7 separate regions of the Homo sapiens genome follow, and all the other regions are linked to region 3. Evidence: chromatin loops called from intact Hi-C (ENCODE). Cell type or tissue: PC-3. All regions are shown on one strand. Region 1 overlaps ARNT2 (aryl hydrocarbon receptor nuclear translocator 2). Region 2 overlaps CEMIP (cell migration inducing hyaluronidase 1). Region 3 has its middle 19 kb from the start of MESD. Region 4 overlaps CEMIP (cell migration inducing hyaluronidase 1). Region 5 overlaps ARNT2 (aryl hydrocarbon receptor nuclear translocator 2). Region 6 overlaps ARNT2 (aryl hydrocarbon receptor nuclear translocator 2). Region 7 overlaps CEMIP (cell migration inducing hyaluronidase 1).

What was found. Peaks named below come from ENCODE experiments on the same cell type or tissue, not always from the same donor. Only the 100,000 strongest peaks of a DNase experiment are listed, where the experiment ranks them.
Region 1: a loop joins it to region 3, with 4 times the contacts of the local background. A loop is called at or near these places in 4 of 110 quality-filtered maps.
Region 2: a loop joins it to region 3, with 2.0 times the contacts of the local background. A loop is called at or near these places in 4 of 110 quality-filtered maps.
Region 4: it touches region 3 in a loop (4-fold over the local background); 23 of 110 quality-filtered maps call a loop at or near these places.
Region 5: it touches region 3 in a loop (15-fold over the local background); 93 of 110 quality-filtered maps call a loop at or near these places.
Region 6: it touches region 3 in a loop (8-fold over the local background); 78 of 110 quality-filtered maps call a loop at or near these places.
Region 7: a loop joins it to region 3, with 9 times the contacts of the local background. A loop is called at or near these places in 5 of 110 quality-filtered maps.

The regions. Positions count from the first base shown.
Region 1 is chr15:80,586,993-80,590,992 of GRCh38, forward strand. The region is part of intron 17 of ARNT2 (aryl hydrocarbon receptor nuclear translocator 2); the gene reads left to right. Among named protein-coding and RNA genes, the nearest start is that of ARNT2-AS1, 4.4 kb to the left of the region's middle. In PC-3, no CTCF peak of the experiment used is centred here; a DNase peak (open chromatin) is centred at 2,009; H3K27ac peaks cover 3,186 bases.
Region 2 is chr15:80,912,850-80,916,849 of GRCh38, forward strand. All of the region lies in intron 14 of CEMIP (cell migration inducing hyaluronidase 1), which reads left to right. Among named protein-coding and RNA genes, the nearest start is that of MIR549A, 73 kb to the left of the region's middle. In PC-3, no CTCF peak of the experiment used is centred here; no DNase peak of the experiment used is centred here; H3K27ac peaks cover 1,055 bases.
Region 3 is chr15:80,968,722-80,972,721 of GRCh38, forward strand. It overlaps a transcript of MESD not described here. Among named protein-coding and RNA genes, the nearest start is that of MESD, 19 kb to the right of the region's middle. In PC-3, CTCF peaks have their summits at 1,519 (motif pointing left) and 1,719; DNase peaks (open chromatin) are centred at 1,510 and 2,130; H3K4me3 peaks cover 483 bases; H3K27ac peaks cover 864 bases.
Region 4 is chr15:80,795,862-80,799,861 of GRCh38, forward strand. The region is part of intron 1 of CEMIP (cell migration inducing hyaluronidase 1); the gene reads left to right. Among named protein-coding and RNA genes, the nearest start is that of CEMIP, 18 kb to the left of the region's middle. In PC-3, no CTCF peak of the experiment used is centred here; no DNase peak of the experiment used is centred here.
Region 5 is chr15:80,453,702-80,457,701 of GRCh38, forward strand. All of the region lies in intron 2 of ARNT2 (aryl hydrocarbon receptor nuclear translocator 2), which reads left to right. Among named protein-coding and RNA genes, the nearest start is that of ARNT2, 51 kb to the left of the region's middle. In PC-3, a CTCF peak has its summit at 2,288 (motif pointing right); DNase peaks (open chromatin) are centred at 1,560 and 2,240; H3K4me3 peaks cover 626 bases.
Region 6 is chr15:80,566,054-80,570,053 of GRCh38, forward strand. All of the region lies in intron 12 of ARNT2 (aryl hydrocarbon receptor nuclear translocator 2), which reads left to right. Among named protein-coding and RNA genes, the nearest start is that of ARNT2-AS3, 5.1 kb to the left of the region's middle. In PC-3, a CTCF peak has its summit at 1,811 (motif pointing right); a DNase peak (open chromatin) is centred at 1,828; H3K27ac peaks cover 451 bases.
Region 7 is chr15:80,854,906-80,858,905 of GRCh38, forward strand. All of the region lies in intron 1 of CEMIP (cell migration inducing hyaluronidase 1), which reads left to right. Among named protein-coding and RNA genes, the nearest start is that of MIR549A, 15 kb to the left of the region's middle. In PC-3, a CTCF peak has its summit at 1,683 (motif pointing left); a DNase peak (open chromatin) is centred at 2,306; H3K27ac peaks cover 1,715 bases.

The DNA.
Region 1 (4,000 bases), 380 kb before region 3:
TCTTCCTCCCCAGCTCCTGCCCATAAAGCTCAGTCCCGGACATTTTTACCAGTGAATTATGGGGAATTATAGACCTCTCCATCCCTAATACTAGTTAGTGTTGAAAAGGTGAGGCCTTAGCCAGAAGGCTCAGGAAGACTGTGATCCTTGCTGTAAGGTGCGTTTTTCTTCTGCCTAGAAGGCATTTGTAAGACAATGAGCTGCCCTTTGGTGCACCTTGTTACTTTATCCAGCAGGGTTTCTCAGTGTCAGCACTATTGACATTTTAGGCTGGATAATTCTTTGTTGTGGGGGGGCTATCTCTTCCTTATAGGGGGTTCAGCAGCATCTCCCTGCCTCTACCTACTAGGATTTCTCTGTTTATGATAATGACAAGTGTTTCCAGACATTGTCAAATGTCCCCCTTGGTTTGGTGGGGGGGTGGGGTTGCGCAAAATCACCCGATTGGGAACCACTGAGCTAAACCCAACTACATAGGACTTCCAAGCAGGACTTCAAGTGAGCCTTAAGTCTTAGGGCAATTTCCAAATCAGCTGAACCTCACAAGAAAAAATGTTAATGAGAGGAGAATGATAGCATTGAGCTTCAAATTTTTAAAAAAGGAGGATGTCATCCCTGCCTCTGTGACCTAGGAAGCCACAAGCTCCTCAAGATTCTGACCCGTGGTCTGAAAGCCCACACAGCTGGCCCAGGTGTTATCAGCCCATAACACAGTCTATCTGGGCTGGGAGGTGGCCCATGCACAGAATTATCTAGGCACAGAGAAGGGGAAGGATGTACATGACAGAAAGAACACATGTGCAGTAGCACAGAGATGTAACTGCATGTGGCTCATGGGGGACATGCAAGTATTGTCATGTGACTAGGGCAAGAGGGGCTGGAATTAGACACGAAGTGGGAGATGAGGCTAAAAATAGGTCCAGATCGTGAAGGATCTTCATGCCAACATCCAGAACATGGATGTTACTACATAGACCGCGGTCAACCACTAAGCAGTCTGTAAGCAGTGGACTACTGTTGGAGGGAGATCACGCCAGTAGCTGTGTGGTTATGGGGGCAGTGGGTGTGGCCATGACTCACAGCACTGGTTGGGGCAGTGAGAATGGAGGAAAGCAGGTAGGAGTTGAGAGATGGTATTTAGGGGAGTGGGAACTCAGCCGACCCCAGCCTGTCAATACCACCAGAAGTGCAAGTTTATCATCCCTAGCTCTTCCCACTCACACCCCTCAGCACAGTCAGTAATCAATCAACAAGCCTAGGCACCTCCTTCTCCATCACATCTCAAATCCACCCACTGCTCTCCAGCTGGCTTTTGTTCTGTGTTTTGAGCCACTGTCGTCTCTTGCAAGGATTGCTACAGCAGCCTCCTCCCCTCTGGCTCCTTCCCTCTCCTCTTGTCTACCCCATTCCTTTCTCGGTTGGTCTCTTTCCCTCTCTTTTTGTCCACCCACCCATGGACCATACACATCTGTGTGCTTCCTGCTTCTGCTTAAAAACCTTCAGTGTTTCTCTGTTGTCCCCAAAATTGGTCATACTGACAGTGTGGAACCTGACCCCTGGCTTACCCTCCAGCCTTATCTCTTATGACTTGCCTGATCTCACTCTATTCCTCTTCCATCCTGAGCCACCTGTAGATGCCCGGATGAACCAAGCCCTTTTTCACCATCAGGCCTTTGAACAGACTGACCCTTTTCTCTAGAATTATTTTCAACCTTACCTCCAAGCCCTATACCGGATTAATTACTAATTCCCCTTCTGGTGTCATCTGAGATCTCTGAAAAACCTTTTCTACTTGTCATGGCTAGTTAGGTATCCCTCGTAAGCGTTTTTATTCTAGTTCCTCTGACTCTTAGAGCAGCTCTCACCTGTGCAGAATTGCCTGTTTGCTCCCTTTCCCAACCATGCTATATGCTTGTTGAGAGAGGAACGATCTTATTCTCCAGTGTGTGTACAGTACCAGCATGGAGCCCACGTCAGAGCAGGAGCTCAGGAAATATTTGCCAAGTGAATAAATGAATGAGTCAGTTGATGAGATTAGAAGAGGTTATTTCCTTCTTGTTTGTTGACGAGAAGGAAGGCCTGACTCAGACCCCTGCTTTCAACATATGTTAAGAGATAAGGTCACTTACAGTAAGGACCAGGAGGCACGTGAGAAAGAGTAGTGTAAGAAGTAGCAGAACCAAAATCAAGTTCAGTCCTAGAAGTCAACAAGATAGTTTCAAACAGAATGATCAAGAGTGTTGGATACTCAAGAGAGATTGAGAAGAATGGGCACTCTTCAAATGCCTATTGGATGGGGCCTGGCAGTAGAGTAATTGCACAGGGTTGAGAAGGGAGGGAAAGGAGAAGATGCTGTGGGGTGGGGGTGGCTGTAAATGTTGATGGCAAAGGGAAGGAGAGGTAGGTATGTACTTTAAGGAGGAAGGGCTGAGGGCATTGATTTGTGATGGGCAAGCCCCAAGGAAACCATCATTGCAGCAGCATCCTGGGTGAGCCTGTGTGGCAGTCATCTTCCTGAATGCATAAGGACATTCCCCCAGTCTACCATGCCCTTCCTTCAGCACAGGTGGCTATGTCCCTCCACCCTTCTGCCAAGCAACATGGACCCACTGAAGGCCCCATCTTGTGCTCAGCCTCTGCAGGCTTCCAGAATGGGACAGGTGCCTGTCAGGTGGGAATTTCCTCGTAGCTCCAGCTGGCGATGCTACTGTTTTAACTTTGCCACAGTTGTGGACCCAGCCTTCCCTCTGCTAAGCCAATTAATGAGGCCAGTCGACACGATTCTATGAAAGAGTTCCTCCTGGCCCTTGGGGTCTTGTGTGGGATCATTAGGAAAAGACATTTCACATAGGCAGATGAATTTTTTATAGCAGAATCCTATGTGCACAGTAGATTTAAATCTCTCTTATGCTAAGGAGGGGAATGTACCCTGCCTCAATTTTATAGAATTCCTTACCAACTATTGTCATCATGTAGAGTTTGAAAAGCACCAATGGTAAGGCATTAAAGGGACCTTATGCATTTTATTAAAGCCCTTTATGTCTCAGGCATTATATATGGGTGGATGGGTGGGAGAGAGAGCGAGGGAGAGAGAGAGATTCTTCTCCCTGAACACTTTCTAACCTGGCCTCACATTAACGCAGTGCCCAGGCTGGGGGTTGGGTGGGGCCTGAGGCTTCCCCGTGGCCAGCATGATCGTTGGAAAGAGTAGTATGGGACAAGATGGGGCTTCTCTTGCCACCCAGAGCTTGACAGAGAGCCCATTATCTCCAAAATGGTACTGAATGATTTGAAACAAGAAAAAAAGCTTCTAAGATTTTTGATGTTCCTTAAAGGTATCTTCTCTGAAGGTATTTTTTTAAGCCTCCTCTTTGGTTGAATCTCAAAAACGTTTTTAGACAAAATTCCACTTACTGGATCCTCTTTGGTTGAATCTCAAAAATGTTTTTCGACAAAAAACCACTTACTGGATAGGCACAGTGGCTCACTCATCCCAGCACTTTGGGAGGCCAGAGCAGGGGGACTGCATGAGGCCAGGAGTTTGAGACCAACCTGGGCAACAGAGCCAGACCCCATCTCTAAAAAAAAAATGTTTTTTAATTAGTCAGGCAATGTGGCATGAGCCTGTAGTCCCAGCTATGAGGGAGGCTGAGGCTGGAGGATTGGTTGAGCCCAGGATTTCAAGGCTGAAGTGAGCCATGATTGCACCACTGCATTCCAGCCAGGGCAGTGGAATAAGACTCTTTCTCGTATGTAAAAAACCAATTCCACTTATGTTTCCTATTTTTTGTTTTCTTCCATTGGCTGTTTTTTTGTATAAACTGTAGACAGAAGCAAAGTGGCTCTCATTTATAAATGAATTTGCTGATTCCCACAGAGGAACCTTATCTTGTCTGACCAGTGCCCAAATTTCTTCCCCTGCAAACAAACTGACGCAAAGAAAACACTCTGCCAAAGAGCCAGGCAGGAAAAGACTGTGGTGCTTGGCCCTGTAGGGGGA
Region 2 (4,000 bases), 56 kb before region 3:
TGGAAAGATGTTTTTAGCTGATGGGACAAAAAGAGGCCAAATACAGACAAAGACGAGATCCTGATTTGGAATGCAGAGGCCACTCAGTAGCATCACAGAAGCCTTTTTCCTAAACAGCATCCCTGATCTGAAGGAGGAAGAGATTCCAGACAAGCAGATACTGGCTCGGGAGAAAGAGGGATTTGTAGGTGTGCAGAGCTGAGAGTGCCTTAAAGCCTGGCTCTGGGCTGATCCTACAGTGTCCTGGTAGCCCCTAGCTCATGAGCTCCTCTCTCCCTGCTGCCTGTAGACAGGCTCTGATATCCTTTATCCTCAGAGGACAGCTTCCCTCATCCCTAATTCCCCCGTGGGCAGCCACCTTTGCTCTTTCCCTTTCTTCACCACCAACTCTTGGGAAGGGTGGTCTGAAATTCCTCCAACTCCTGCTTCTTACTCCTGTCCTGACACAAATGTGGCCTTCTCAACTTTTGCTCTCTCTGAGCCTTGGTGATGGTTCTCAACAATGTCATTCAAAATGTCACCACCAAGCTCAGCAAACCCACTGCTGTCTCTCCTGCTTCATTCAACTCCTAACTCTTTCTTGATATAACAGTTACTGTGGGCTTCAGTAGAACATTGAGGTAAAAGAGCATAGAGTCACAGAGACCTGTGTTTTCATCTGCCAGTATGGCCTTGGGGGACTGATGGAAATTTTGTGGGACTCAGTTCCTTCCTGTGTGAAGGGAGGATGATGACAGAACTGAGTTCAAAGGGTCTTTAGGAAGATTAAACCAGATAATGTATGTGATATGGTCAGCAATGATATTAAATAGTATTGCTTATTAAATAGTATCACTGTGTGCCTCTGTATCTAACTGTGTTCTGTGTAAACATCGCTGGTTCTGTGAGATAGTAGCAAGTATCCAAACAAACAAAAAGACACTGGCCTCTGTAGTTAAATGACCTTGGCAAACACAGCATACATGCCTTCTTTCCCTGTTTTGGAAATTCACGATGCGTGCTAGCAGAGTAAAGGCTTGCAATAAAAATACATGCTTAGCTTTGGTTATCCTAGCGATGCCTAAACTCATTCGCATCTTACAGAGCTGGTGTTCCGTAACACAGTTTGTAACAGAGAAGCACTGGAAAATGCTTCTCACTACATTGATACTGTCAGTGGTGTCTTTCTTGAAATGCAATGGTTAGCACCAAAGCTGCAGGATGCAGGCAGATGTGGGGTGCAGTCTGCCTTCAAAGGAAGGCTCTACAGTATCTGTAGGCTGGATAGTGGGGGTGGGGGATGCAAAATGGGCCCCCACTTCATCTTAACATGTGTTTCTGAACTCTGAGGCAGGACATAGGGGGATTCACCTTCCTGTTTTTCCTGAAGGAAAGTAATGGAATGGTCCAGTACTTTTGTGGAAGGACAAAATGACTTCAATATGGGTTCTGCTTGTTTCCTCCTCCCTTCCCTCTTTAAGGCAGAGAATGGGAGAAGATACCATGCTCTTTCCTTCTTTTCCTCCTCGTGTATTGCTCAAAATGTGCTATCTTTGACATAAATGCTTCCAATAGCCACAAGATGCTTGAAACCAGGATGTCCCCAACAGGCTGCCACATGTGGCCCTGCAGGTTGTGCCCTGCACTGCTCCAGGGGTGCCATCTATATGGACTGCAGCCAGTCCCCAGGTGCCCCAGCCCCAGGGACACATCCTCCCTCTGGCATTCTATGAAAGATGGCTGAGCCCCCTGTGTCTTTGGCAGGAAATCCAGGGCCCTCTCTCCTGGACTCAAAGCTCTGGGATTTGTGGGAGAAGCTTCCGCTTTTCCTGGTTACCTCCCTCTTTCAGTTTCTTGAATTCACATTCTCAATTCTTGATTCATGTAGCTGCTCTCATCTTGGAACTGCTCAACAGGTTCACCTTTCCTGCTACTTAGACAGAGCTGATTTATCAAGACAGGGGAATTGCAATAAAGAGTTTAATTCATGCAGAGCTGGCTGTATGGGAGACCGGAGTTTTTTTTATTACTCAGATCAGTCTCCCCCAAAATTGGGGGATCAGGGTTTTTAAGGACAATTCGATGGTTAGGGGGTCGGAAAGGGGGAGTGCTGATTGGTGGGGTCGGATATGAAATCATAGGGAGTCAAAGCTGTCCTCTTGTGCTGAGTCAGTTCCTGGGTGGGGGCCACAAGACCAGATGAGCCAGTTTATCAATGTGGGAGGCACTAGCTGGTCCATTTAGTGCCAGATCTGAAAAATATCTCAAGCACTAATCTTAGGTTTTACAATAGTGATGTTTTCCCCAGGAGCAGTTGGGGAGGTTCAGAATCTTGTGGCCTCTAGCTACATGACTCCTAAACCATAATTTCTAATCTTGTGGCTAATTTGTTAGTCCTACAAAAGCAGTTTAGTCCCTGCGTAAGACGGGGGTTTGTTTCGGGAAGGGACGGTTATCGTTTTTGTTTCAAAGTTAAACTATAAACTAAGTTCCTCCCAAAGTCAGTCTGGCCTACGCCCAGGAATGACCAAGGATAGCTTGGAGGTTAGAAGCAAGATGGAGTTGGTTAGGTCAGATCTCTTTCACTGTCATAATTTTCTAACTCTTATAATTGTTGCAAAGGCATTTTCAATCTCTCCTTTCCATATGAGCCCAAATATGAAACCCAGACTCTTGTCCTTGATTTCCACAAAAGTTTCATTGGCCCAGGGCTTTTACTGGTAGATTGGGGTAAGAGATGGGAGGGAGAGGGGGTACATTACAGATCAGCACCGAAACCAACACTAAGAGATGGAGTAACAGGTCCCTCTATAGACCAAACGCTTCCCCCCAGGCTACTCCCTCCCCAACCTGGTTGTTGAGTTCTTGCCCCTCCTCCTCATTCTCCCATCCTCCTCCCCACCTCTCCTGGGCTGCCTTAGAAACTCATTCCTGTCCTTGTTAGGCAGAGTAATTTGGTTGTCCGGGTTTTTTTCTTCCACCCAGTTTTAATCTGCATATTCAAAAACTCATTAAGACACTCTGTAAAACAAATAACCCACCACCATACTCTATGGCAATCTTCTTTTCAGCAGTTCAAAAAGAAATTTTTTAAAAAGTAATGGCAGAAGATTGGAAATTCCAGTCTTCTTTATAACATGGCTGTATTTGTTGTCGAGTTTTTCATTAACATAAATCATATCATACCCACCCTAGAAGGCAGAAACAAGTAAAGTTCACTTCTATCTGCATTTGTTTGTTTTAAACAGCAGTTTCTTTTACTTGCTGTATACAGGTTGATGGTGGAAATCATTACATACAGATATGTCCTGATTTGCACAGAATGGTCCATTTTAGACGTGTTGTCCCAGCTTAACTACTAATCACACCTCCTTCACTTCAAACGTGTCCTGGTTCAGATCATAAACCAAATAAAATGGTCACACCCTCCCCCGCCACTGAAGCAGTCGCTACTGGCTCTTTCTAGCTCTTTGTCAGGCAGAGCCCAGGAGTTTTCTCCTACACAATCTTATGCCTGGACCACACGTAACAACAACTGAAGACTTAAAACAGTGTTCAGGAATTGCTTTCACGACTGCCGACCATCAGCAGGAAGGAAGATATCCAGAAGGACAAAGAGAAAAATACAATTTGTGCAAGAGAATGGGGGGAGAACTTACATATTACTTCTGGTTGGCATACATAGGGACTGAATGGCCACCCGTGAATCTATATGCATGTTTGTTTATGCAGCTACTATTTATGTATCTGCTATCTGTCTATCCATCTATCTATATCTATCTATCCATCTATCTACATCTATCATCTCAAGCTATGTCACAGTTTAAATATTTAACACTGGGTAATGTTCTAAGGAGGAACAATCCCAGAATTTTAGAGCTGGAAGAAAATTTAGACGTCATCCCATCACACAGGGACACTTAGGCAAGTCACACACAGCAAGTTTGTGGCTGAGTAACTTGTGTCTTCTACCCCCACCCGAGGGCTGTCCTCGGCCTTATCATGCTTCCCTCTTGATTCT
Region 3 (4,000 bases):
TCTGAAATGGGAACTTTTATTAGCACCTACAGGCTTAGATGAGTGAGGTCCTTAAATAACTTGTCCAACATGATACAGCTAATAAAATGCAGAGCTGGGAAGTCCAACACCAGAACTGTGCTTCAAAGGGCCACATAGTAAATGTTAACTAATACCAACCTTGTGGGGTTGTGAAGGGTAAATGAGGTCGGGCACAGTGGTTCACACCTGTAATCCCAACACTTTGGGAGGTCAAGGTGGGAGGATTGCTTGAACCCAGGAGTTCAAGACCAGCCAGGGCAACATAGGGAGACCCTGTCTCTACAAAAAATATTAAAAAATTAGCTGGGTGTGATGGTGCACACCTGTGGTCCCAGCTACCCAGGAGATTGAGGTGGGAGGACCACTTGAGCCTGGAGGTCGAGGCTGCAGTGAGCTGCCATCGTGCCAGTGCACTCCAGCGTGAGCAACAGAGTGAGACCCTAACTGAAAATAAAATGAGAGTAAATGAAATAAAGTATGTAAAGACCTGCACACAGTGGGTAGCATGTCACAGTTAGGTAAGGATGTCCAGAGCTTGCACACAGTAGGCACACTCCATGCTGAAAGACATTGTGTGTCTTTTAATATTCAACCTGTAAATACCAAGAAGGCAGGGACCTTGCCTGCCTTGCTATCTTTATCTCCACTGCCTGCACACTTCCCGAAACTTATTGGTGTTCAGCACTTACATGGGGAGTGCTTGTATCAACACTTGGCACATGGGTCTGAGAAGAGGTCCAGAGAAGGGGAGCAGCCCCTCTCCCAAGCAGATTACAGTGGCTGGTGTCAGTTTTGGAGTCTGCCTGCCTGAGTTTAAATCCTGGGTTTGAGGCTGGGCATGGTGGCTCACGCCTGTAACCCTAGCGCTTTGGGAGGTCGAGGCAGGCGGATCAGTTGAGGTCAGGAGCTCGAGACCACCCTGGCCAATATAGTGAAACCCCGTCTCCACTAAAAACACAAAAATTAGCCAGGTGTGGTGGCGGGTGCCTGTAATCCCAGCTACTCAGGAGTCTGAGGCAGGAGAATCACTTGAATCCGGGAGGCGGAAGTTGCAGTGAGCCGAGATGGCGCCACTGCACTCCAGTCTGGGCGACAGAGCAAGGCTCTGTCTTAAAAAACAACAACAAAAAATCCTGGCTTTGTCACTGCCTTGCAGCGTGACCTTGGGGAAAATACTGAATGGCTATGTGCCTCAGTTTCCTTGTGTGCAAAATGGGGATGACAGTATTTACTGCATAGGGCTGCTTGCTATGAGGATGAAGTAAATTAATATTACTAGAACAGTACACATGGATAAGATAATCCCTTGGATTTCCAAGAGAATTCAGAGAGAGAGGTGTATGCAGATTTTCACAGATATTTTGCAAGCACAGACTGAGCAGTCTGTTAATTAAAATAATAGCTGAAGAATTCTCACCGAAGGATCAGTGGCAAATTAGAGACACATGGTGGGGAAGCCGTGAGGCACAGCTGGTCTCTGCTGCCCCCTAGTGGGTACATCCTTTAATTTTTAAATTGACTTTCCTTTAGGAGATGATAACCACTGCAGACAGCTTCCGAAAAAGGTTCTAGTCAAATCACTTTCCCAAGCTGTGCTTTGGTTATATGGTGGAGAGAATGAACAATTCTACTTCACTTAATAGGGGTCTTACGAAGTAGTAAAGGCACTCGCTGGCCTCGTGATCACTGGCAAATCCCCTTCCCTCTGGGCTCACTCACCTGTAAACTATCTACTCCTCCACTGCAGGGCAGGTGTGAGGCTCACATGCAGTGCATAATGGGAAGTGTTGTACTTTCTGACATCAAAAACGTGTTCTTCATCATAATTATCGTTGTCTTCCTCTCTGCTTCCCGGCCCCAAATGAACTCCGTAGCTAACTCAGCCACTCCTATTCTTCGGAACTTTCCCGCTCAGACCTAGTCAAACAAAATCAGTGTCTGATGGTAGTTACGGCAGTAAGAACAGATTTAAATCAGAAAGTACTGCAATAAGGGGAAAGAGACCTCAGTACAGAAGTGGGCTCAATTCTGAATACAGCATGCACAAACAGGTTTTTACCCCAGCCAAGGAGCAGGATGGGGGCAGTAGATGGAAAATGACTAAGAGGAAATGTCAGGGGTAGCACGGATTCTGGTTAAACAGACCTAACAGGATTATGCTGAAGGTAGGCCTGGGTGATCAGATATCACCTGGGGGCGGGGTGGAGGATGGAGAATTTGATCAGATATTGAGTGATTAGATATCAAGGGTAAGAAGTTCTCAATAAATTGATTAACAGGATTCTTGCTAAAATGGGCAACTCAAGCCCCACAAGAGCAGACACTGAAAGTCAATGCTTCAAGGGCTTCAAGGAGCCTCACTGGAGGCTGGTCAAGAAGAGAATATTTGTCAACTGCTACCCCAGAGGATTCCTACTGCAAGTCTTTGTGGAAGAGCTTGATCTTTGCCTGCTGTAAATGGCTTTCAGCTCCAAGCCCTGGCCTCACCCTACCTGGTCAACGAGGTACCTGACAGCCTAGCATAGGAAAACAATGGCCATCAGATTGCACAGTCAAGGGTTAATTTCTATTTTCAGTCAAGAGCATTCACATGCAAAGCCCTAGAAATGACAAAGACCCCTCCTTAGAAACTTTAGTTGGGCTCCTCTGAGCCATCTTCTCAGCTAGGCCTTGACCTTGGACTGCTGAGCCCAGCGTTAGCAACAATCCTAAGTCAGTTAATAAGAATCCCCCTGCCCCTGATATCTAATCAAGTTCCTCTTAGTAATTCTCCACCCACTGATCCCCTCACTCTGCTCCTCTGCTGTAAATCCCCAATTGTCTTCACTGTATTCAGAGTTGAGTTCAACTTCTTCCCTTATTCCAATAGGAGCAATAAAGTCTTAAAACAATTTTTTTTTTCCAGCCAGGGTCTCACTCTGTCCCCCAGGCTGGAGTACAGTGACACAATCACAGCTCACTGCAGCCTCTATCTCTCAGGTTCAAGAGATCCTCCCGCCTCAACCTCCTGAGTAGCTGGGACTAAACAATAATCAGGGACACAGGAAAAAGTAGGACCTGAGACAAGTAGGACCACGCCTGTAGTCCCAGCTACTTGGGAGGGAGGCTGAGGTGGGAGGATTGATTAAGCCCGGGAGGTGAAGGTTGCAGTGAGCCAAGACTGCACCATTGCACTCCAGCCTGGGCAACAGAGTGAGATTCTGTCTCAAAAAAAAAAAAAAAGAAATCGACACCAAAGGACTAATCTTAAGGAAGGAAAACTGCTCATTTCAACGTTATTGATAATTGTGGATAACTAAAAAAACTCAAATATAGAAAAAAATAGAGAGCACAGATACAGGCCCGGTGCTGGGGACTTTACACATGTGCTTCGTCTCACTCCCTCACATAGATGGATAAGTAGAGATCAGGAAAAGTTAGAGAGGATCAGACCTGCAGAAACCTCTTCAAAGTAGCCCTAGGGAAAAGTTTCTCATAGGAATACAGAGCTCTCAGAATTCAAGGAAAACTTGAATATCAAAACTCAGGAGGTCGAACACTTAGGGCAAGTGTAGAAACTTAACTAACACACACATTCTTGCAATTCACTGTGGCTGCTGCACTATTAATGCCTCAGCTATCAAATCATCCAGTCTCTGGCTGAGAGAGGATCTGATTTGTCAACCTGGTTGATGGTGACCTGGGTCAGATGCCCACCTCTGGTCCAAAAGACCATGACCATCCAGGGAGGGTGGGAGAGCAGGGCAGGGCTGTGCATGTAAACACAGCAGCCAGAGCTGTGGGTAGAAGTACATGCTCCTAGAAAGGGACATGGATCGTGAGGCAGAGATTGGACTCAGGCACGTGTAAGTAACAAAACCATGCCTGGTCCAGCCCTACTGTCTTCACTACATGAATCTGTTAAGTAGAATTATGGCACAGCAAGAGGACGGGAATATTACACAGCCACTAAAACGCTGAACGCAGAGACCAGGCAGCA
Region 4 (4,000 bases), 170 kb before region 3:
TGAGGCTGCATGGAGCCATGATTGTACCACTACACTCCAGCCTGGGTGACAGAGGATAAGAGAATTTTAAATGATATGGAGTTTTTTGTTATTATCTCTGAGGAAATGATACAAAATTACCTCTGATTCATGTTGCAATTTATTATTGCAGTAACACACAGCTTGTACCAGAAAATATTTTCATAAAGAGGTGGCTTTTCCCATAACTTTAAACTTTAAAAATAGCATTTAATAAGAGCTTACCAGGATTTTATTTTGATTTCTTTTTTGTTTATTTATTTAGCTGTTTTTGAGATGCGGGGGCGTCTCACTACGTTGCCTAGGCTGGTTTCAAATTCCTGGGCCCAAGCGATCCTCCTGTGTCGGCCTCCCGAGCAGTTGGGACTACATGTACATGCCACCGTGCCCAGCCTTAGCAAGTATTTTAAAGAGGGCTTTGAAGTAGCTTCTCTTTGTGGATTACACTCAGAACTATAGAGTGCTTAGCAAATGGATGGGGCTGCAGTGAAATCCACTGTCACTAATGTGTGCTCTCAGTGGGTCCATTTTTCATCCTGGAGAGCTCTGATGGAGAACTTGAAACCCAAGATGTATTCGAAAGGAGACTGCCAGGAAATGAATGAGCAGACTCAGGGTATTCTGGATGAAATGCTCTTATTACAAGACTGTTGGTGCATGTTCCATGTCCCACTTATGTGTGTGATAAGCCACCAATACATTTATCAGTCTGACCTGTTTACCGAAAAAGATATCAAGGCTTGAGAGCTCTGAGTCACTGCCAGGTAGATCAATAAAACCATGAGATATTGCAGTTGCTTAGACCATTTATTCAGCAAACGTTTATTAATCAACCACTCTACACCAGACATGGAGAATGCAAAACCCAGTAACTTACGCTCCTACCTTTCAATCTGGGAGCGTGGGGTGGGTGACTGGGGTCAGGAGAACACATGAGATTAATGCATTTTATGTCCATATAAGGCAAAGAGTGGGCAGAAAAGTGGGACCTCATTATTCTTGGGGGAATTAATCTTTGACTTGAACCTTACAAAGTATAGTAAGAATTTGTCTGTTGATTAGAGAGGGCATTTTAGGCAAAGGGCAATCAGATAACCTGGTACATTAAAGGAGCTATGAGTGGCTCAGGGTGGCTGGGGTGTAAGGATGAAGCTGGATGTGGAGAGAGATGAGGCTCTGGCATGAAAGATGTCCAGAGAAGTCTTATTAGGTAAGGTTGGAAAGGTTCGTGTGACACTTCATGGCACCAGTTTGACGAACCTGGCCAGAACTGCCTACGGGAATTGTGCACAGCAACCTGTGATTGTCAGAAATTGAGAAGTGGAGGTGATTGCAGATCATTATAGATGATTATAAATAGAGTACAATGTGTATTTGAATATAATCTGGGATCATGATATCTTTGGTGTAGACACAACCTCCATCGCTATTCGATGCCACAGGGAGCACCTACAGTGTCCCGGTGCTTTGCCAGGCATGAGCAGTGCTGGCGTGTGGAGGGTAGGGAGAGTGCAGGGAGGACAGAGGCGTGCAGGGTCCAGCTGCTCCTGGGGTGCTCATGGTCTAAGGGGATAGAGAGATGTGTACACAAGAAAAGCAGCAGTCACACTGTTCACCAACATCCAGTCCCTCTTTTTTTCTGGGCACAAGGGAGGCTAATGCATTCCACACTTTCGATGTTAGTTGTGGTCAAGTGTCTTGTCTTAGTCAATGAAATATGAACAAAAGTTGTGTGTGTCATTTCTAGAAGAAACGTACAAAAACTAACACACGGTTCTTTAGCTCCTCTCCTCTGCTGCAGTGACTGGCAATGGCCTGGATGGAGGGGCCAGCTTGGGTACTTAGGTGCCCATAACAGCCCAGGGTCCTCCACACACCCACGGTGGACCTGGGAACTAGATGAGAAAGAAGTCCTGCAGCTTCGGGTTCTTTATTACCACAGCAGAGTATAACCCATCCTCACTAGGAAGCAATGCCAGGCCGCCTCCACTGTGTTTTAGGCCACTGTGTAGAAAGGAAATGCTCCTTCATTAATTAATTCATTACACAAACATTTGGGTCTGTGCTCTAAGCACTGTGTGAAACCAGCCTGGTTCTAAGACTTTTGGAGGAATGAGCAATAACTAGGAGTTGGAGTGGTCAAGGGAGGTATTTTATTACTTTTTAAAAAAGAATGTACATGGTGCATGTGTATATACATATTACACATTTTTCCATTATATAAGCCATATAACCGTGTATTTCCTTATCACTTGGAAAGTACAGAAATGAAAAAGAAAAACCCATAATCCTACTACTGAAGATAGACACTATAGGAATTTTGATGAATATTTTTCTAGTGTTATTACTGTATATTTTTTACATAACGTTGATAGAATTTTACCTTATACGTAACACATCTTAAAGTTTATTCATAAGCATTTTCAGTTTTCAAAGTCGTCTTTTTAATTGCTATAAAATAACATCAAATTTTTCTAAATTTTTACTATTAACATTTAAAATGACCGTTTTATATGTTTTTTCCCAAGTTTTGCTGATTTCCATAGAATGATTTCTAGAAGTATAAGTAAACAAGAAAATGGCCTCCAAAGATTTATTCAAATTAACAGTCTCACTAATTGTGTACAACAGTGTTATTTACACTGATATTTGATATTACTATAACTTAAAAAATCATTTTAACAGGTGAAAATTCATAGCTAATAGGTTTGTATTTCTTTGATAACTGGAGAGGTTGAAAGCCATCCTATGTATTTGTTTACTAGTTATTTTTAGTTTTTGGAATTATGTATTCATATCATATACCTATTGATGGGGTATTCATATTTTTCTTATCAGTAGGTCTGATCTCATTACATATTTGAAGTTTTCTCTCCCATTCTTCCCTTTCAGTTATTTTGAAAAATATGTAAAATATTTTCATGCAGTTCAATGTGTTGATCATTTACATATTGATTTATTTTTTAATGTACAATTCTAGAGTCTTCTAGAGGTTCCGTGGATTGATTTTTAAGTTCTTTGACCTGTCTCAAATTTACTTCAGTTCATAGTGCAAGAAGAAACTCTAACACACTTTTCCCTTCAATTTACTAACTTGCTATCCCAGGACAGCTTCATGGAACAGTCTTTCCTTTATCCGTTGATTTGTCCTGCCAGTAAAAGCTTATTTGATCCAGTTACCAGTGTGGAAGATGACAGGAATGAGATAAAGCTAGCACAGTGGGAATTCAGCCAGACATTTGATCTGACCATCTGGGCAAACTTCACAGATTCCATCTTAGCAGACCAGGCCTGGGTATGTCTCAGGTTTTGCAGAGATGTGGTCAGCTTAGGGATGTTCTGCACTAAGGATTTAGCCAAGTGAGGATTAGCCCAGAGTGGCACAATGGGCTGCCAGCCGCCTTGTGAGCACGAGATCTAGGCAGTCCCTGCGCAGCACTGGTTAGGAGAGGAAATAGATGGCTCTTCCCTAGGGCCTCGTCTGTGTTTCTCTCAATGAGTTGAGGCCTGAAAGAGGCCACACTGGGACTCCCACTTGTGGCCCAGGCTAGGGAAGGCCTGGTCTGGAGAGAAGTCACAATTTTGAGAGTCATATATAGTTTCTTCTGCAAAATGAGAGCTTATGAAAGGTTTATTCACAAATAGTGTATGGAATAGAACTACCCTGCACAATCCTGTTACTGAGCATCTGCCCAAAGGAAAAGAAATCAATATATTAGTATCAAAGACATACTTGCACTTATATTTTTATTACAGTATTATTGACAATAGCAAAGATATGGAATCAATCTAAGTGTCCATCAATGGATGAATGGATAAAGAAAATGTATATATATGCAATGGAATATTATTCAGCCACAAAAAATAATGAAATCCTGTCTTTTGCAGCAACATGGTAGTATAACCAGAGGTCTTCATCTTAAGTGAAATAAGCCCTGACTTGATCACAAATTTTGTAAAGAAATTTATTATTTTTTATTTT
Region 5 (4,000 bases), 520 kb before region 3:
GCCCTCCCTACTGATGGCATGGTGTTCTTCCACCTCCCTTTTCCATCTGAGAATGTGGGACATGGTGGAGAGACTCAGAGAGAGAGGGGAAAGAAGAGAGAGGAGGAATGGGGGTGGTGGAAGGGGGTAGTGGCATTGGCAAGGACCTTCCCACACCCCCATTCCTTGCCTAGGTCTTCCCACTCTGACCTGATTATTCTGATGGAGGGAAGTATCCCAAATTTCCAGGATAACCCCCCTTCCCACCCTAGTGTTCCAAAGCCAATTAGAACCAATGTCTTGCAGTTGGGATCCTCCAGGCCTCCCGCCGGGCCTAGCACTGTGGATCTTCATGGTTTAACTTTCTTCCCATTTCCCTGACAGCCTTCATCAGTAAGTGTCTTAGCGAGCTGCCTGCTCTCCCAGCATTTGGGACTCAAGGTGGAGGTTCCAAAGTCCCAGATTCTTTCAAAAGTGATTCCACATGCGTGGGAGAAATGAGCTGAAGCAAGTCACCTGGAATGCATGTTTGTAGTAACCTCCCTGATCTCAGTGACAGGGTGGTGAGGGGTGGGGGGCTTCACTGGGGCAAATTCAGTTGGGGGAAGCAGCAGTGGCTAGTTAGGGTTTGTGCCCATCTCAAAGCCAGCTTTTGATGGGTTGGAGGGTGGAGGCTGAGGGCAGGGATGTGTCAGTCCCTTTCCACTTGGAGTCCGATGCTGGGCTTCTAAAATAGCATCACTGAGGAAAAACTATTTTCAAGTTACTTATAGCCAATGGACTATTTTCAAGTTACTTGTAGCCATCTCCCTCTAAGGTAACCCTGGGAGCTGCTGGAATGTGGTCAAATTGCAGGTATATTTATGTAAGCAGCTGTTTCTCTTGGTGAACTTTTATGTGCTAGCATTGCTGCAGTCTGGGCTGGCCAGTCCAGGCTCTGAAGGAGGAGCATTTTCCAGCAGCCCTTGACACTTCACTTGTTGCAGAAGCTTTGGGTTGGCCCAGGATCACTCCTTTACTGTCACTGTGGGACCAGCCCTTTTATCTCACTAGAGCATAAGTGACTTCTGTTTAGAGGCTCGTATTTGATGAAGCATTATTATGATTACAGTCACCGTCAGGGAGCTTCACTTCACTCACAACTAACTGCAAGTTCAGAAATGCTTATCATGGCTTTCTGTCGAGGCAGGCATTCAGGCTCATCGACGGAAAAGTACAGTAAAATGCATTTTCAGCCCCCTTTTTGAAGACTCTTCTATCATCCATTCACTGTGTTGAATTAAAGTGAGTACAATAGGACTTAAAAGTCATATTTTGATTTCTCTCCTTTATTATCCAGATGCTGCTGTGTAATAGAGACACATACAAGATATAAAACAAAGGATGATTTACTTAGACTTATAGAAAAGAAATAGGCACAGCTTATGGTAGTCCTATGTAAAGTAGAGAATCCAAGATGGTGATAGCAGTCCAAAGCAGCAGCATCTTGGCAGGTGTGGCTCTAAAAGATCCTTTGTGTCCTCCAGGGTTGCATTGTTTTCCATGTTGCTGATGAGCCAGTGAGACTGTTTTCGGGTGGATTGAGTCATCCTGAGTATTTAAACATTTGTGTCCTGATTTACCTCCTGGTTCGCCTCCGAATTCCTAGAGCTGATGGCTGTACACATGCACAGGTGTGAGGCACAGGATCTGGGTCCCTAATTTTCCCAGACAAATGCTGGTTCCCAAGTTCCCGGCGGACTTCAGAAGACTCTGGCTCTGGAGCAAGGCCATCTCTTTCTCATACCCTCTGCTTGATTGAGCCACAGCTGACCTGGCCAGCGTGGTATTATTTACCATGGGGCTCACTTCCTTATCTGTCTGGTCCCACAAAGGGCTGGGTAAAGAACAGAACTCTTTGCAAAAACAAAAGTGACCAACCATCCTGGTGTGTCCAGGACTTTTCCAGTTTTAGCACTGAAGTCCTAGATCCCAGGTATCTCCACTCCTATACTGAGAAAATCAGGATGGTTGGTCACCCTAAACACCCCGAAGATCATGAAGGCTGAGGACAGAGGGCTGGCTTATAAATTGCATTTTGCAGGAGTACTGACAATCACACTCATACCAACTTGAGCTAAAAGGAATTTTAAAGATAACTGTATGTCTCACACCCACTTGTGGTTTTGTTAAATGCTTGCATGAGTTCTTTGGAATGTTGAAACTGCTATTTCTTTTTCTTAACGCTGAAATGTTTTTGACAGCACGCACGGGGTGTTAAATAACCTTCATGTGGACGGCAAAATCGCTCTTCCCCATGGTGAACACTAGGTGGCAGCGTGGTTCTGCGGCTCTGCAGAACACCGGGTGAATTTGGTTACAGCATTTTTGGTGCTTACCTTCGCGATGTAATTTTCCGAGAAAGGTGGGGTGATGGCTTAGTAATTATGCAGAATATTGATAGCTTTGATTCGTTTAGAAAGTCTTGCATTCAGCTCCCACTTGTCCACAACATCGGCAACTCTAAAGCTGCTGCCCGGTGCCTGGTTTCCCAAACTACCTTGCAGAGGTGTGTGTCTGTCTCTCTTAGTGGTGTCTGTAAGGCCCTTTAACTGTACTTTTTTTTTTTCTTATCACTGTTCTACCCCATCTCCTCTTCTTTTTGTGCGTAGGTATTTCTGTTATCATTACTGTCATCTTTTCCAGTTATGTAACTCCTTTTGTTCTTATACTGTTAGTATAACCCTTGTGTCCGAGAACCAGAGATTCCAAATTAGCAGGGGATCCCGTCAGGTCATTCCAAACAAAATAAGGCCAAGATTAGGACTTTGGCTACGCAGTACATAAAACAAAACAAAAACAAAAGATACTAATTTTAAGAAGAAAATACTTCTTTGCCTTACCTAATTCCAGTCCCTAGGTCCCTCAGTTTGCACCTAAACCCCTAGAGACTAGGATTTGTCTTGTTGGGAGCTTCTTGGGTGTGCCCATGCAAGGATGGCTCGCCCTGTGTAATCTGCCATTTCCTGGTAACCTGGGTGTCCTGTGCCTTCTCCAAGTCACTCATTAGCCACTGAAGCCCTGCCCTTAGAGCCTGAGGGTATGGGTCACCCTTACTGGGAGGCCAGCAGCTCTAGAATCTGTAGCAGTGGTCATTTAATACACACTCCATTCTGATACTGAGCTGTTCAGGCAAGGAGTTTCTCAAGCCAGGCTGCCAGGCAGGCTGGCCTTCCTTCTCCTTGAATTCCATGGGAACTGTGCCTCATCCAGTCCACCAGGACTACAAAGAACAAGATGGGGAATGCAGGGACTCTGAGACATTCTCTCCAAGGAGCTCCACTCACGTGGATGTCCAGGAAAGCTCAGACATCTGTATCATTTTTCATTTTGTTTCCCCAAGGACTCTGGGTACACTTGACACCAATTAAGTACCCCCTCTGCCCTAACATGTTTAGGAATTGTGTGAATTACCATTACAGAGACATGATTTTTTGAGAAGAGTTTGAGGTATTAGTTCAACAAATATCTATCAAGTCTTTTTGTCTTATGTTTACACTGAGAGGCCCAGTAAAGGGTGAATCTGAATAACTACTTGGTGAGTTTCCACAAGCACAGCTGATTTGAGTAGCTTGAGCCCCAAACAGCCATTTTCCCCTCAACAGCCATGTTTGTGGTCCTGGATTTAATAGGGCAAAGTCTTAAATGTCCTTTTCACTTTGACTCATCAAGACCAGCCACATTTTTAAGCAGTACAACCGGTAGTATTTCTCTTTCCCTTGTGATCCCTTCACCCTGAAAACTTCTGTTTTCAAAATCCCGTGAGCCTTTTTAGGCTCTTAATATACCACAAGATAAACTAAGAAAAAAGTCTTAATGTGGAATAGGTGATGCAGAGGGGTGCAGGTATTCCCAAAGATGGTGAGAGAAAAGGAAGAGACACCTTTCCATCATAGCCAGAGCAATCCATTGTCTGCTAAGAGTTCTAAGAAGGGAATGGCATATAGAGTTCTGGAGGGGACTAGTTGATACTTAAATATTC
Region 6 (4,000 bases), 400 kb before region 3:
TGCATATGAAGCACTCTACTGTGATAGCAGGCAGAGTCGGCCCCGGTAAAAGTGGTCTGCAGTAACTATCACTGAGATTGTCAACAGCACCAGCAGCAGCAACCCTGCCACCCTTTGCAGCGACTTGGCAGTTTCTTGGGCCAGCTCTTGCCTGCAGCCCTAGATTATGTTTGGTCTTCTAAATGCCCTGCCTGCCTTCTTCCTCTAACTCTGGGCAGATCACCTTGCCTTCCAACAAACAGAGACACCAGGACCCTCCTGGTGATTCTCTTCCTGTTCATGAGTGTATCTATCTCAATGCCCTCCTCTCCTCCATTTCTGGCATCTAGCAGAGGCAAAGCCTCCTCCTTCCAGGGCCAAACTCTGCACCTTCTTCATCTCCCTGCACGTCCCTGGACTCCCGTGACCCTCCCTTCTTGTCTCATCCTCCTTGTTGGCTCCTTCTTGGGCTTTCACATAGGCACCTGACTTCCTGATCTCGGAGAATCCCTGTCTGGCCAACCCACCAAAGCTCCCCTCCCACCTGGCCCTGCCAGACGTGTCTGTGGGAACCTCCTTCTTCACCATTCATCTGTTGTTAGCACCTTACAGCCTGGCTTTGGCCCTGAAGGTATTGAAATTGTTGTCCCAGCAGCCTCGGATAACTCATATGAAATAACCTGTTCTCACTGGTCATTCTACCCAAACTCTGTCCAACCAGCTCCTCTTTGTTAATGTCACCCTTGGCTGACTTGATATTCTGATTCTTTTTTTACCTTTGCCTTCTAGTCAAGACGTTCTTGGTTGTAAGTAGAGCAGGAACAAATGTACTAAGTCATAGTTCCAGGTGTGCAAAAAGATAATACTATTTTACTATTTTCTATTCTGATTTTATCTAGTGAAACTCAGTTAGCTTGGCCAAATTAAGGATGTTTTATTGTCTCACTTCTCCCAACATGGGAAAAGGGTGGTTCTTCTTTACTCAGGAAGCAGAGAGGTACCACCTCTGTGCCAGGCTCATGTGTGGCCCGGCCTTGAAGAAAATAGGGAAGCTTGAGAAACGGGAGTAAAGGTAAGCAGGGCTCAGGATTCCATGGTGCTTCCTTTGTTCAACAGATGGGTTATGGAGGGTGCTGAGCATGGGCCTTTCAGGAGCTCTTGAGACAGGGTAACAGGATGTGCTCACTGACCTGAAGGAGCCAGGTGCAGGGCGGTGAGAGCCCCAAAGGGAGAGGAGGAGGAAAACACCATCCTGGATCTGCTTAGCATCTGTTCAAGACATAGCTTTAAATGCCAGCCTGGATCTGCTTAGCATCTGTTCAAGCCATAGCTTTGTCCCAGGCTCATACCTCCTGTCATGGCCCCTTGCTCCAGCCACTCCAGGCTAAGACTTGAGCTCCCATAACGTTCTTGAGCTCCAAGAACGTAAGAAGGGGCAGACGGGAGGGACAGGTAGAATGCAATGGGGGCAGAGAATAAATACTTCCCCGCAGGGCCTCGGAGAAAGCATCCCCAGGAGGTAGCACTGCAGTGGGGTTTGCAAGAAAAGTAAAGATCCCCCTGTGAAAACCAGCCCCCTGGCTGAGGTTTTGCTTTATTTTTCTGAAAGTCAGGCAGCACTGAGAAAACAGAAAAGCCATCTTGTACAGGGGGTGGCCTACGTAGTTCCTCCAGACAACTGCTTTTGCAGCTTGTGAGGTTACACGGATCAGGATGCCCCCTCAGGGCACAGTTACACCAGAAGCCTCAATCTGTGTCTCTGAACTGAAAGGTCCTACACTGGTGAAGTTGGTTGGAAAAGTCTACTGTGGACGGTAGAGGGCAGTGACAATCAGGGATGTGAACTGGCCAGCTCTTTTTTGAATTTGTGAGGCGAAACTTTGCCAGCAGTAGGCAGACTTGTTATGGAAAGATCCTTAAATGCTCTGTGCTGAGGGGAGGGGATGGCGAGGGTGGAGTGTGGGCAATTTGCAAGCTCGGTTGCTTTCAGTCAAAAGCATCCAAAAGAAACTTCCTGGAGAAACTGAGTGTTTAATGTTGAACATTTGTGTAAAGCCACTACAAAGAAGACCTCTTTATCATCCTTGCTTTTTTTCCTGTTCCATCAAATATGGAATGAGGTCCAGAAAAACACAGACTGATTTAACGTGCTGGTCACACAGCACAACTTTGAAACGTGCCTTGGCACTGGGGGGCCAAGACTCATTTGGGGCTGTTTGTTAGCTTGAGTCATTTCAGCGTTTTTACATGGGCACGACCTAGCTGCTGTGCTTTCTTCATTTCTGACATCTTTTTAGGGGAGTGATCTGAAGTTATCTCTTTGTGTCTGTTCAGGCCAAGTCCTATTTCCTGTCACAGCATTGTTCCAACGTTGTCATAACCACACCTGTTGGTCGTGCTCGTGTATGTGTGTGTGTGTGCATGTGTTTTTAAAACCCCAGAATGCCCAGAATCATGACGGAGTCTCTCTCGAGCTGACTCACCATCACGTCTCCTTCGTCATGCTTAGCAGTGGCCACCTGGTTGGTCCTAGGCAGGCAGTGGAGCATAGGGGTGGGTACAAATGAAGTCAAAGGAAGGCTGCTTTCCTGGTCTCTGCAGAGCGTAGAGGCAGTAAGGGGCTGAAACAGCCAGTCACCAAGCCCCAGATCTGGGAGCTATCCTGGATCCCTCCCTCTCATTCACCTCAACAGGCAACCTGGCACAGAACCAGAGCCCCACAGGTTCTACCTGCGATTCTCTCTAGCGCATCTCCTCCTCTGCCTCTTTGGCCTTGCCTCAGTTGAGGCCTTTGCCGTCTCACAAGTGATCATCGGTCTTCCTGACCATCTCCCCTGCCTTCCATCAGGCCCCTGCTGAGCCAGTCCACGTGGCCCAGGAAGTGAGCTCTAACACACACACACGCGCACACACACGCGCGTGCACACACATGCTTGACTGGACCGTGCTGCTCCCTGCCCTGATCGAATCAATTCCAAACCCTGTAACAAGTATTTCGAGTCCTTCACAATAGGCATGCAGATGGTGCTCAGTCAGGGTGGATATTATTAGCCTCCATCCCCAGACGCCTCCCAGTGTGCTTCCAGTTACTCCCAGGGACATGATTCCAGCTACCTCAGAATGCCCGCTTCATGGCTTCTTGCTCACTTACTCAGGCTGAGTAAAAACCCCTGTCCAGGGAGCATCAGGGAAAATTGACAGCATCTGCCCGGACTCCTGCACCTCGCCGGCAGGAAGCCGCACTTGATGCATTCACTTTCTACTCCTCAGCCGTTGTAGCCCAGCTAATGGAGGGCAGCACTGGCTGTGGTAGGAACCCACTTCCCTCGCATGTGCTGTCAGTCAGTTTTCTCCTGAGCAGCCCTGCTTTCTCCTTCTCTGGAATTTGCAAGCACACCGAGGTTTATTTTTATACCATTGCCGTGAAATGTCTGAGAAAACTCCCCAGGGCTCTTCTCAGGATGGGGCAGCCTGCAGGTCAGCACTTTCTCTTCCACACATGCTCAGCTATGGAAGCAGAAACCCAAAGGTTGTGGGATGGAGATGCTGATGTTCCGACCACAGAGCCAGAGCAGTTAGGGTCCTGGGGATTTGCCAGCCATACCTGCGACCTAATTTTTCTGCTTCCCAGTGAAAGGAGCTTTTTCTGGTCTAGGAGCCCAAAGAGGAACAGAACTGAAAGCAAACCCCCGGCCTAATACCAAGAACCCTTATCACAGCCTTTATCCACATTAGAAACATGGGCCTTCCCCAAACACAGACCTGCACCAAGGTGTGTGAGTGGAGAGGGCCAGGTTTGTGCCCCACTTCGCCCCTTGGCCAGGCATCCGGGGCACAGCTACACAACTGCGCACAGTGGTCCCTGTCCTGTCTCTGAGATTCTGGGCCTGGGCCAGAGAATGGTTCATGGATTGCTGCCATCATGGGGAGTTCACTGCTTCAACCCCACAAAAGTCCCAAGGAACAGATTTTTCTCTTTCCTGTGGCTCAAGATGCCCAAGGTACTAGAATGGGAGACATG
Region 7 (4,000 bases), 110 kb before region 3:
CAAACTATGTCTATGGTGGCTCATGCCTGAATCCCAGCCCTTTGGGAGGCCGAGGCAGGAGGATCACTTCAGTCCAGGAGTTCAAGACCAGCCTGGGCAACAGGACATAGTGAGAATAAACAAATTAAAAAATTAGCTCGGCATGGTGGTGTGTGCCTGTAGTCCTAGCCACTCAGGTGGCTGAGATGGAAGGATCGCTTGAGTACAGGGGTTTGAGGCTGCAGTGAGATGTGATCATGCCACTGCACTGAAGCTCTTTGAGACAGAGTGAGACACCATCTCAAAAAATAAATAAATAAAAATAAAAGTCAAAGCTCCTCCTCACCAACATATAGTAACATTTATGGAACACATGCTTACCTCACTCTTCCTCAAAACTGCTGTTTGAGGAAGGTCCTGTTGTCACCAGCATCTTTCAGATGAAGAAGCTGCAGAACAGGGAGGTACCAGAACTTGCACACAGCAGATGAGTGGTGGAACTGGGAACTGAGCCGAGGACACCTGCCTCCAAAGCATCTTGTTGGGTTGGAGAAGGACAGTGGCAAACACAGCTCGTTCTCACTGCATTTTGGTAGCAAAGTTGTGCCTTCTTTTTTTTTTTCTTTTTCTTTTTTTTCTTTTTTGAGATGGAATCTCACTGTTCCCAGGCTGGAGTGCAGTGGCACGATCTCGGCTTACTGCAACTTCTGCCTCCTGGGTTCAAGCTCCTGCCTCCTGGGTTCAGCTCCTGTCTCGGCCTCCCAAGTAGCTGGGACCATAGGCATATGCCACCACACTTGGCTAATTTTTGCGTTTTTAGTAGAGACGGGGTTTTGCCATGTTGGCCAGGCTAGTCTCGAACTCCTGTCCTCAAGAGATCTGCCTGCCTCAGCCTCTGAAAGTGCTGGGATTACAGGTGTGAGCCACCGCACCCAGCCCGTGCCTTCTTTTTGCTCCCAAATCCCATTTTATTGGAGTTCCCTGAAGCAGTCATAGTAAGGCAGTTGTGTAGTAGAGCATATTAATGCAATTGGATATTTCTTTGCCATTCTAGGAAATTATCTACTGATACACACAGCAACGTAGGTGAATCCCAAAAACATGCTGAGTGAAAGAAACCTTGTACAAAGGTCTACATACTGGATCATTCCATTTACATGAAGTCCTAGCAGAGGCAAAGTGAATCTATGGAATGTTTCTGGTATTTCTCACTTAGAAGAGTGGTTGCCTCTTGTTGGAATTGACTGGGAAGGGGATGAGGGAACTTTCTGGGGTGATGATAATGTTCTGGACATTCCTGGGGATCTGGGTTTCAGAGACATATGCATTTGTCAAAACTCAACAAGTGTGCATTTTAGGTTTGTGTGTTTTATTTACATGTAAAATTTCCCTCAAAAGATGAAAAAAAGAATATGGAACTCTAGTTAATAATATGCAGGCTGAAGTGTTTAAGGGGAAATGTGGACGGTGGTGTCTTCACTTTACTGTGAAATGCATCCAAAGACTGAGATTGATTTCTGGATGGATAGATGGATGTGCAATAACACAGCAAAATGTTACTGGTAGCATCTAGGTTGCACTGTATTAGTGTTCACTGTGAGATTCTTTCAACTTGGCTGTGTGTTTGAAAATTTTCATAGCAAAATGTTGGGTTGGAGGGGAAAGCGATTATGTGGAATCCTGGGGTCCCCTAGTGGTGAGTTAGGGGTCCCGGAGCTCAGGATTGCAAGCTGAGATTATGCAGTCAGGAACTGTCATCCTTACATATCTCTGTCACAGCTCCCTGGCCCTGGGTAAGCACTAAAATATGCATTTTCCTGGGTCTCACTTTAGAGAGAGAATACTGAGGCCCAGGGAAGGTCTGCCAAGGTCTCCCAGGACTAGAACCTAGGACTCCCTGTTTCTGGCCTCTCCTCCCAGCTAGCTTTATCAGAACCCATTTTCTTCCACAGAACAGGGCCTTTTGTTCTATAGCCCAGGGCTGTAAATTTCACCTGCGTGCAGGGATCCAGGTAACTGATCCCATCACAATGAGCCGGTGGCACCCAGGGCAGTAAAACAGGCCTATGCGTTAGAACCCCACCTGCCAGTGGCTTCCTGTAGGTGTATTTGAAGTAGTAGGAAACCAGAGTGGTTTCTACAAATAAATAACCCAGGAAAAGACAAGCCTCTCAGATCAAAGAAGGACTCTGGCCCAAACTTGAACTAAAATCAAGCGTGCTCTTTCGACTCCACTCTGGCTGGGCAGAGGGAGGAGTAGAGAAAGTCTATCTGCTGTGCAAACATTCCCTGTCTCTGCCCTTCCTGGGTTTGTGTGAGCCTGAGAACAGGAGCCCGGGAGGAAGGCTGCACTCTCTGAACTGCTGCCAGGCCCTGCCTCATGACATTCCAGCCTGGCTTCCAGGCACAGCAGGTGCCAACAAATTGGCCTCTTGTGTGTCCGAGCCTAAGGGGCTCATTCATGGGCTGCACGCCTGTCTCAGGGCTCTCATGTAAGCCCTCTAGGGCCCCCAGCTCTTTGAGGAAATTTCATGGCATCCTCTGTGTTTCTTGGCCCTACTGGTTAATATTAATGCTTCCCAGGGGAAAGGAAGGAGAATGGAAAGAGATGCACAGAAGCCAGCAGTTCTGACTCCTTTCACGGTGGGGAAGGATGAGGGCAGAAGGTGTCTTAGAGCAGAGGAAGGACCCTTAGAAGTTGAAGTTTGCAAACTTCACCGTGCACATTAGTCACTGAGGATTGCCAGTCAGTGGCCTGGGGCAAGACCTCTGGTTTCTAACAGGCTCTTGGGTGATGCTGATGTTGCTGGTCCCTTGACCACACTCTGAGTAGCATCACCAACGGCCAAATCCCTCCCGTCATGAAGTTAATGGACAATAAGCAAACCCATTAGTGAATATATGATTATAAACTGTGTGAAGAAAATAACCAGGATGCTACAAAGGGTATTGAGGCAGGGACCTTCAGATGGGAAGAAGATGGTAGGAAAAGCATCTGTAAGAACAGGACTTTAGACTGGGACCTGAGGGTGAGTGGAGTAGGGAAAGCATTCCCGGCAGTAGGAGCAGCATGTGAAAAGTCCCTGGGGCAGAATCAAGCTTGGCATCTTCAAGGAAATGACAGAGAGGCCCATGTTGCATGGGTGGAGACTGGCATGAGATGAGGCTGGAGAAGGGTCAGGCCACACAGGGCTGGATAAAGGGCTCTGACTTCATTCTTGGTGTGATGGGAAGCCCTTGGAGGATTTTAAGCAAAAATGTGCCACGATTCATGCTGGTGGGTCTGTGGAAGATGGATTGGGATAAGGTGGGGAGTAGGCTGGTGGGTGGTTCTTGCATAGTCCTTCATGAAATAGTCGTCAACCTTAGTGGTAGTAAAGATTTTCATTCTTTCCAATGTGGGTCACATTTTCTAGGAAACTGCATGTTTTGGGGACATGATACAATTGAGGAAAATAAGTATTCTTTTCCGATAAAGTAATGTAAGGCCTCATTAATTAAATAAACGCTTTATGAGAGCAAAAAGACTTGGAAAGAATTAACCTTTGGCTGGGCTTGGTGGCTCACGCCTGTAATCCCAGCACTTTGGGAGGCCAAGGCGGATGGATCACCTGAGGTCAGGAGTTCAAGAGCAGCCTGACCAACATGGAGAAACCTGGTCTCTACTAAAAAAAAAAAAAAAAATACAAAATTAGCTGGGTGTGGTGGCACATGCCTGTAATACCAGCTACTCAGGAGGCTGAGGCAGGAGAATCCCTTGAACCTGGGAGGCAGAGGTTTCAGTGAGCCAAGGTTGCGCCATTGCACTCCAGCCTGAGCAACAAGAGCGAAACTCCATCTCAAAAAAAAAAGAAAAAAAGAACTAATCTTCATCTTTCCTTCTCCTTTTGGCTTCTTATTAGTTAGGGTTGTTTCCATAGTGAATGTCAAAAACACAATTCAAACTGGCTTAAATGAAAAAGGAACTTTGTTGGCTCATGCAATTGAAAGTCCAGGGATAGTAGTAGCTTCAGGCATAATT